Linked DNA regions of Homo sapiens: region 2 is linked to region 1. Evidence: read pairs that join two places in POLR2A ChIA-PET (ENCODE). Cell type or tissue: PC-9. All regions are shown on one strand. Region 1 overlaps TRPM8 (transient receptor potential cation channel subfamily M member 8). Region 2 overlaps SH3BP4 (SH3 domain binding protein 4).

Region 1 (5,000 bases):
GGCAGGTTGTGCTCATCCAGCTCCACACACAGTGGCTTGGACTCATTCCCAGTGAAGGTGCAGTGGGCAAAGTCATACGTGGTACCTGAGGATGTAGAAACCAACAGGCAAAGTGAGGACCCTCTGGAGGGGTGAGAGCGATGGCATTCCCAGGGCCACAAGAACATGTCAGTGGTCATGAAATGTCTTAGGCCTTCGTCTAAGGCACTTTGTCCAAACAAGTCATAGTCCTTAGAATCACCTGTTCATCCACTCAATGCATATTTACTGAGCAGCTACTAAGAACAAGGGGCTTTGTTAAGATCAAGATAAAAGGAAGGGCCAAGTGAACATGTTCTTTGCCCTCAAGAACGTTCCAGCCTCTTTGGATAGGCAGATAATCAACCACACACATTTAAAGTCTCAGTCCATGTAAAGTGCTAAGAAGGACACGCACAGTGCTCTGAGAAGCATAAACTGAGACAACTCATCCAGGAGCAGCTTCCCAAGAAGGAAGGGTCTCAGAACTGAGAGCAGAGGCTGAGCAGCAGGAACATGAACTAATGGGGAGGTTGGGAGCCTAGAGCACCCCACAGAGGCAACAGCATGGGCAAAGGCCCCGTGGTGGGGGTTGTAAACATCAGTGGAAATGGGAGAATAAGATGTGCACGGAGCAGACATATTAATTTTTTACATCTTTTTTTTTTTTTCAGACAGAATCTCACTCTGATGCCGAGGCTGGAGTGCAGTGGCACTATCTCGGCTCACTGCAACCTCTACCTCCCAGGTTCAAGTGATTCTCCTGCCTCAGCCTCCCGAGTAGCTGGGACTATAGGCGCATGCCACCATGCCCAGCTAATTTTTGTATTTTTAGTAGAGACAGGGTTTCACCATGTTGACCAGGCTGGTCTTGAACTCTTGTCCTTAGGTGATCCGTCTGCCTCGGCCTCCCAAAGTGCTGGGATTACAGGCATAAGCCACCATCCCCGGCCTATTTTTAAAATCTTTACACTGAAGTGATGGGAAGCCACAAGGCTGTTTTAAGCAGAGGAATGACACATCAGATTCCCTTTTCCAAAGAATCGCTCTGGCAGAAGCACAGATCAGAAGGGGCTCGAGGGGAAGGAAGGTGAGGAGGTTGTGCCTAAGACTCAGGCAGGCAAGCGACGAGGATGGCTCACGGGGCGGCAGTGGTGATGGAAAAAACAGATTTCAAAAAAACATTTAGGAGATAAAAATCAACAAAACTAGTGGATGAATTGAATAGAGGGGAATGAAATCTGAGAAGGTGTTAAGGACAACAATGAGGCTTCTGACAGCTCTGTTCACACAACTGTGTGGACGGTGGCAGCAGACCTTCACAGGAGGGCATCGGGGGAAGTTTGGGTCTGGAAGTGGGCATCAAGACCCTTTTATTAGGATGTGCCAAGGTGCGTCTGAGAAATCTCAGAGGAGGGGGCAGTGGGTACAAACGTCTGGCCTCTGAGAGCTGCTCCGTGCCAGAGATCCTCATCTGAGCATGTGTGGGGTCACACCGGCCAGTGAGAGGCCCTGTAGAGAAGATGGTGCTTTACCAGTTGTGCCCATGAAACAGAGACAGCAAAATGGAGTCACTTCCCGGGGGCACACAGCACATGAGTGGCTACCCTGGATCTGAACCCCGCCTGCCAATTCCTCTTTAGATCCTCATGGAGCTAAAATGACGGACGTGGAGGGTTGTTATGAGGATGAAATGCGTCTGCTTCTGTAAAGCGGCAGGCACAGTGTGCAGACTGGGAGTGACAACACCAAGGTGCCTTTCCACCACTGCAGGGGAAAAGAGCTGTTTCTAAGGTCTTGGAAGAGGCTTTAGCAGATGGGGCCAGAGAGACTTACAAGGCCAGGAGGATAACAGAGAAAACAACAGGAACAAAGAACTGTGACCAGGAGGAGCAGGCTCTGGCTCAGGGAAACCATCAGGATGGTTTTATCGTGGTAGGGTAGGAAATGACAAGCCAAGGCTATTGTCAGCATCCTAAAGATGCTTCAGCCCGTCCATCCAAAACACACAATTTACATAGCCCCTCACTTTCCTTCTGTAAATCGGGTGTGGGCAAATTAAAACCATCTGTGCCACCATCAGCCTGCCTCCAAAAACCAGTTGGCAGTGGGCTAACGCACGCCAGAAGTCTAAATTCCAGGTTCCAATGTGGATTTTCCAATGTTGCTCTTTTTGAAAGAAATGGGAGCCCAGCCACTCTGTTACATCGATGAGTACAACTCACAACCCTGGTTTCTAAACTAGTAAGTCTTGTTGCCTTCAATTGCCACATTGTTAATTGAAAATACCAGAATCACTATTTTTAAAAAGGTTTAAAAATTGAAATGTTGGGCACCATCTGCAAGGCTGATGTAAAATCTTGCTTAAGAGCAAAGAAGAGGTTTTGAGGAGTGAGTTTTTACTCTGTTATGTTGGACTCCGTTTCACGCGCGTGCTTCTGAAGTGCGGTCTCCGGGGCAGCCCTGGGGGTTGGTTCAGGGAGCAAATGCCTCCTCCAAGCTGTTTCCATCTGAGCCAAGTCAGGCTTACCATCCACGTCACTGGGCACCTGGCCGAACATGGCCAGGTAGGGCTCGTAGATGACCGAACGGAATATCCACCTCCAGCGCTGCTCATTCTGCCTAAGGATCCCTTGCCTGGCCACGCCAAAGGCCACCATCCACACCGCAAAGAGGAACAGGAAGAAGAACACATCGATCAGCTGTCAGGGGAGGACAGGAGAGCGGAGTCAGGACCGTGCCCACAGTTGGCAAGTCCCCCCGGCCCGGCCGTCCTCAGTGGACCATGGAGAAGAGCAGCGGTTCCAGGGCTCAGAGCATCTAAGTCACCCAGAGTTCACTGACTAATTGACAAAAGCGGTCATCATCATCTTTGGATCTTAAGACATCTATCTTCCAGAGTTAAAACCGGTTTGATGCATTTTTGCTTGCTGATGTCCAAACCAGCCCAGCAACAGCAGCTTTCTGAGTGGGAGCCCAGCTCTAGAGCAAAGGAGGAATCTAAGTTTTGGAGGACCTCTCTGTCCCTGTACCTCATGATTTTGATACACTTTTAACCCCAAAATTATTTTTGTAGTTTGTTGGTTTATTTGCTTGTTTGGAAAACAAAAGCTATCCTTATTAGACAAGAATGGACCGTTTAATTTTTTTTTAATTTTGTGCACACATAGCATGACTTCATGATGACTGGATGTCCCAGAAATGCTTTGAATTAAAACCACAAACTCAAAGAACCTCAGTGTTGGAATGGAGCTTCCAGATGAGCTCATCTCAATGCTCGTCTGATTTAAAGACAGAAACAGGGGAGGTTTGGGTCATCTGGAAAACAAGTTTAGGAAAGCAACACCATCCATGTGTAATTCTTTCTATTGCGTGTATATAACGAGACTGCTATAGCCTTTCCCTGTATCTATATTACACAGTTACATGATTCAGGTTCCAATCCTCACTATGCGTCTAGCTCACTGCTTGTCTCTAGACAAACACTCCTCCTTGGACTCAACTGTCCCCAGGTATCAAATTGGCATAAAAGTCCCTCCCCTGCCTACACTCTTAGCAAACTGTCAAGACTCAAATGAAAGTAACTTGTGAAGTATAAAATCTAAGTAAGTATGAGGTTATTTGTTAACAATGCACTAAATGACACTGTTTGCCCTCACAACCATCTTTCATTAAATTTTAACCTGGGAGAGGCCCCTGATGAAATACATCAAAGAAAGCGAATGTTACTGATGGTGAAATGCAACAGTCGTTCTAAGGACAAAATCCTCCTATCGACCATTAAAAGAACTCTGGGCCCCGCAAGAAAAATGATGACTACAAATATTCTTGACTCTTACCATCCTCTGCAGCATTATAATCTTGGGTCCTAAGTTTCTGCTTACAGTAAAAATGTGGATCAATCTTAGAGTGAAAATAATGTAGTCCAGACAGAAAATGACTCGTCCAGAATACAAAGAGCTTTTATTAGAAGAGTGGAGCCTAGGGGGAAAAGAAGGAACAGAATTCATGAGATATTGACAAAACATTCCAAAGTTTTGTTTCTAAAAATAACCCAATTTCAAGAAACAGGCAAGAGCTGGAAGGTTGAGTGAGTGAAAATAGGCCAGAAACACCACCCAGCAGAGGCCATGATCTTCCGCTTTCATGGCCTCAAGTAGAGTCAAGGACATGAAAAGACATGAAAAGCAAAGACATCTCACCAAACTGAGCTCTCGGAGGTTCCTGTCTCTTTAGCCCGCCATCCTCACACACTACAGCAGGAACCTAACCGTGCTATTGCTAACTTCCCTGGCTCACAAGGCTTCTATAACGATGCCAACCCCCAGCCCACCCCCATAACCACTTGGGACTTCACCCTGCCAGCTTTCCCCTAATGAAACTTACCTCATTTGCACCAGATCATTTGATTATCTAACCACCTGCTAATGTGCTCATTGAAAGCCATCTGTGCTTTCTAACTGGAGTGATCTAGAATCATATCCAACCAACTGTGGCTCAAATGCTGAAACCTTAAACCCAACCAGAAAGGGAGGCTATCTGAAGAGGAAATTGATGTTTTTACCCCATTCAAATTGGAGGGCGAACACTCATTGTAAACCATCTCATTCTGTATAAGTGTAAATATGAATGGTTAAGATTCTTTACAAAATGACATCATTTGAAAGTACTACTCATATATAATTGCTAGCCTTATATTTTTTAAAAAATTGAAACAGGGTCTCACTATGTTGCTCAGGCTGGTCTCAAACTCCTGGGCTCAAGTGATCCTCCCACCTCATCCTCCCAAAGTGTTGGGATTACAGGTGTGAGCCACCATGCCCAGTTGCTAGCTTTATCTTAAAAGCTATTTGGGGACGACAGGCCAGTTAGGATGCAGGCTAGGCAATGCAAACCATGGTTTGGGGCATACCCTAATCTCTCTACGATGTGGAATACACATTGTTTTTGTGGTGGTAATTTGTGGTTGGTTTTTCTAATCC
Region 2 (5,000 bases), 980 kb before region 1:
AACAATTGTTATTTTTGTACATTCCCTTCCAGACCCCATTTGCGAGCTCTACTGCATTGCCTATTTGCAAATCCTAGTAGCACAAGAGGACAACCACAAACAACCTGACATTCGAAGTCACACAAGCGCAAGTTTTTCCCATCATGCCTAGTTGGCAATCATCGGCTGAGCAGTAAATCAGAATTTTGTCCCGAATGTTACTCACCTGTTAGTCGCAGCCCTCCAACACAGGTTCGCTGTGGAAATCACTGCCATTTTACCCATCTTCTTGAGCATGAAAAAAACCCCCATCTTCCCAGAATAACGATCCCACTCCCAATTTAGCAAGCAGCCAATTTCTAGACAATTTGACTAATGACAAAAAAATCAGTGTTTATGACATCATCTCCCAGCTTTTCACTATTTCCTTTTCACCTTGAAAAGCTAATGGTTTTCCTCTGAGCCAGTTGAGGACAGCCGGTTTTCCTATTGCAAAAGGTTGTATTCAAGTTTTCACAGAAGAGATGGGATTAGCCAGGTTAATGTGGGTTCAACACAGAAGTCTCTCTGGATGGCCAGTAAACTCAGCAGCTCACGGGGGTGCAGAGACAGTGGCTGTCAGAAGTCTGACTACCCAGCCTGGTGAGTTTCAGAAACTGACAATTAAAGCCAGGACACAGCCTGTCCGCTGACCTTCCCTGAGGGGGAACTGCCGAGGAGTTCAAGGACTCAGCTGACCAGAGAGAGGTGCATTGATGCTGGGTGCCTCTCATGTGGTTTTCACTGGACAGTCTCCTCTTCTTCATTACCTTTTTTCTCTCTGGGATGAAAGAATGCTGTGACTCCTTCAATGATTCAACCGTCAGCTTAGTTTCTGAAGTGTTGTTTTGGGTAATAAAAGTAACTTTTAAAAGCTGTACAGGGTGATTAATCAGAGACAATTTTATAAGAATCTCACAGCAGGCCGGGAGGGAGAAGTACCACATGTGGGTCACGGGAGCACTGGGCTGGGAGACCGACTCTGCTACACGTAGTGCCAGGGCTGTGAAGATGGGGGTCTGGAACAGGATGTGGTGCACAGGGTAGCCTCCCTGCCAGGCGTCGATGATGGATGGGTCACCCCCTGTGCCAGGGAACCCCAGGCAGGTCACCCGGCCCCTTTCAAGTCACGCTTACACGTCTAATCGCGTCTTCTTGGTGCCCTTAGATACAAGTTCAAAGCGAGGGAAGTGCAGAAGGACCTGTCCGATCCAGCCACCTGCCCCGGAATCCCTCCCAGGTGCTCTTGGGAAGGGGGTCTCACTATGGCCCTCTTTTGGTTCCTTGGACTCACCAAGCCACCCTGCCCAGAACCCACCAGTCCACTGCCCCCCTAAATCACCATGCACTTCCTGGCCTGCTCATTCTTCAGGTCCCCCTACTTAGTGGGGCTTCTTTAGGGATCCTGTCCTGACCCCCAGTACAACTACAACCTCATGAACCCTGACCTTTCCCCTGGTGCACTTGAATGCCCCTTCTCCCCTGCTGGGCAGTGAACTCCCTGTGGGCAGACGCTGCATCTGGTGGGCTCCCCATTTATCTCCCCCACCCGGAATGCAGAGGGGCTCAGCAGTGAGTCAAGGAATTAAAAGGCATTAAAGCGTGAACAAGAAGAGGGAAAGAGCCAGGACCATGTCCCAGAGAGTTAGAAAAGGGGTCAGCTCTCAGGCTTGATGTCAGGGCCCCTCCCCAGCCTCCTGAAGGTGTCCTCCACACTCAGAACAAAAAACCAGAACTCATGGACAGTTTCCTGCTTCTAAGCAGCCCCTGGGGCGTGCTGGGAATGCTGGCCAGTCCCTTATCCCCATAGCTGGGGTTTCACGAAGCCCCAAAGTGCTGCCTCATGTTACCTATAGGTGGATGACTCACAAATACTGCGGTGCCAAGACCTGAGGAGGCAGCCAGGCCCCTGTGCAAAACTACAGGAGACAGGCCAAAAAATATTCCGCCCATAAATTAGTTTTCCTCTCTTGCCAGAAAGAAGGCTTGCGACACCAGACCGCAGTCAAGATCCAAATTACAGTCTTGCGATCAGCAGGAGCCATGACAAACTCTCCCCTTAGTGAACCCAGAGGTCCTGAAAACCAAGTCTGTGCTTTTACCAGATGCCAGATCCAACTGCAGTCCATCTTGTCACAGCTGATCAAGTGACACAGCCACAAAATCACTCTGGACACCCATGACGACATGACCCTGGAGAAGCTTACAACAACAGCTCCGAAGCTGAATGCATGAAAACCATCACTCATCCCCTTCTAGGAGGGAGTGGGCCCTGAAGACCTCCCAACGGAAACACCTCCTGGACTCTAGAACATACAGTTACTCCCAGATGTTAATGCTTCTGAAGCTGGCATGTATGTGTGCATCCTAAAACTGAAGTATGCGTTTAAGGCATCAACATTACTCTGTTGACCCACCCTCCCACTCCAAAAGCGCAGAACGCAAAGCACGTCAGGATCTGGAGAAACAGAAAGCATTCCCCCAAAAAGGATGGGAACAAGTACGGCCGCTCTTAAAGTTCACCAAGTTTTATACAACAGATTCTGGAACTCTTCCCAACGTCACTCCCTTTTGAGGTGCTTTTCTGTATAGTAATTATACAGTCACCCAACAATTAATATAATTATAAGTTCTTCATAGATTTTAAGCACAATAAAAGTAAAAGATTCATTCAAATGAGAAACTTAACATGCATGGAAAAATCTATATATCAAAGATGTTCATTGCAGTGTTGTTTATAATTTCAAAATAACTGGGAAGTGTCTATTCACAAACACTTATTAAACAAACAGGGTACTGTACCTGTACCTATACAAACCTGACATGAAAAATGAGGATGCAAATCTGTATTTATTGATCTGAAAATATGTCAACAATTTTAGATAAAAAGCTATTTTTAAAAGCATAGCATTGCCGGGCGTGGTGGCTCACGCCTGTAATCCCAGCACTTTGGGAGGCTGAGGCAGTTGGATCGCTTGGGATCAGGAGTTTGAGAACAGCCTGGCCAGCCTGGTGAAACTGTGTCTCTACTAAAATATTAAAATTAGTAGAAACTGTGTCTCTACTAAAATATTAAAATTACAGGCAAGTGCCTGTAATCCCAGCTACTAGGGAGGCTGAGGCGGGAGAATCGCTTGAACCTAGGAGGCGGAGGTTGCAGTCAACTGAGATTACATCACTGCACTCCAGCCTAAAAAGTCTCAAAAAAAAAAAGCATAGTATTCATTCAATAAATACTTATTGAAAAATTGCTATGTGCCAGGTACAAAGGCAAGACCACTCACTGTCTCAGCCTGTTTTTGTTTGGAAGCTCTATACTTCAAGCGAAAATATCTGAAAGACGCATATGAAAGTGTCCAGAGTGGTCATCATGGGTGGTAGAATTCCACTGATGTGATTTTTTTTCTTTTTACATTTTCTAGTGTTTCTAAAACAAACATGTACAAACATGTAATTTATTCAGTAATTTAAAATACATAAGCAGAAAAGGTTTTTTTATTATTATTTTTTTTGGAAAAGAAGAGGCCAGGCACAGTAGCTCACACCTGTAATCCCAGCACTTTGGGAGGCCAAGGCGGGCAGATCACTTGAGGTCAGGAGTTCAAGACCAGCCTGGCCAACACAGTGAAACCCCCATCTCTACTACAAATACAAAAATTACCCGAGCGTGGTGGCATGCACCTCTAATCCCAGCTACTAGGGAGGCTGAGGCACAAGAATCACTTGAACCTGGGAGGCGGAGGTTGTGGTGAGCTGACATTGGGCCACCGCACTCCAGTCTGGGTGAGAGAGGGAGACACTGTCTCCAAAAAAACCAAAAGCTGAAAGAAAATCACAAGGAACAATTCTGAAAACAACTCATATGTCTACAAAGTACTTACAGTGAACAAAAGATGTTATCACCTCCCCACCCCACCCAAGAAGTCAGGGCAGGTAAAGACCTCTTGCAAACAAAGGCACAGGGGCCTCCGGCACTTGCTGCTGGTCCTTCTATGCTACCTGCCAGAGCCACACTCCACCCCAGGTCTGGGGACCTGTAGCCTCATCAAACACATCCCCCTCCTCACCCCCACCCCCACCCCCACCACCCCACCTCCTCCAGGAACTTCAGGAACTGGGCAAAGTTGGCATGGATGAGCCCTAAACCTTATTTAGACACTTAGGACTGCATCGAGCCCCTGGTCCACACCTACGAGCTTTTTAAAGGTCAAGTTGAGCATCAGAAGAATATCAAACCCTTACACTCTGTTCAACTCAGATGCTGGAACATCACAGAAATTCTATTAACTCAGTATCTAAGAATAAACTATGGTACATGTACACAAGACAAAAGAAGCAAGGCATGATGAACTGCACGCTGACAAGCATGGGGCTCAAAACCAACATGGAGGCCGGGCGCAGTGGCTCACACCTGTAATCCCAGCACCCGGGGAGGCTGAGGCAGGTGGATCACCTGAGGTCGGGAGTTCGAGACCAGCCTGGCCAACATGGTAAAACCCCGTCTCTACTAAAAATACAAAAATTAGCTGGGCATGGTGGCGCACACTTGTAATCCCAGCTACTTGGGAGGCTGAAGCAGGAGAATCACTTCAACTCAGTGGGTGGAGATTTCAGTGAGCCAAGATCGCACCACTGCACTCCAGCCTGGGCGACAGAGCAAAACTCCATCTCAAAAACAAACAACAAACAAACAAAAACCACAGGGACAATGATGGAGCCAAATCCACAGCTAGCAGTACAGTGGCATTGAGTGTGATCTCATTTAAACTGCCCAACTCCAGGAGCGAAGTACGATGGTCATCATTTTAGAGATCAGAAGGCTGAGCCTCAAAGATGTCCAAAAATGTGACCGAGGTCATAACAGGAAGAGAAGCCAAATATTCGGACACAGACAGGTGTGTGGGGCTCAGACACCCCCTGCTCTTTCCCACTGTGATGTCCCCGCAATGAACCAGGTCCCAACAAAGAGCCATGGAGCTGCC

What was found. Peaks named below come from ENCODE experiments on the same cell type or tissue, not always from the same donor. Only the 100,000 strongest peaks of a DNase experiment are listed, where the experiment ranks them.
Region 2: POLR2A ChIA-PET joins it to region 1 with 5 read pairs; 1 of 35 experiments calls an interaction of 5 or more read pairs at or near these places.

Annotation. Positions count from the first base shown.
Region 1 is chr2:233,980,773-233,985,772 of GRCh38, reverse strand. TRPM8 (transient receptor potential cation channel subfamily M member 8) reads right to left here. Exons shown (of 26, transcript NM_024080.5): 19 at 3,858-3,999; 20 at 2,549-2,720; 21 at 1-85. Among named protein-coding and RNA genes, the nearest start is that of TRPM8, 66 kb to the right of the region's middle. In PC-9, no CTCF peak of the experiment used is centred here; DNase peaks (open chromatin) are centred at 2,932 and 3,242; H3K27ac peaks cover 1,190 bases.
Region 2 is chr2:234,960,979-234,965,978 of GRCh38, reverse strand. The region is part of intron 1 of SH3BP4 (SH3 domain binding protein 4); the gene reads right to left. Among named protein-coding and RNA genes, the nearest start is that of SH3BP4, 11 kb to the right of the region's middle. RefSeq lists an enhancer at 602-1,164. In PC-9, no CTCF peak of the experiment used is centred here; a DNase peak (open chromatin) is centred at 1,908; H3K4me3 peaks cover 670 bases; H3K27ac peaks cover 3,311 bases.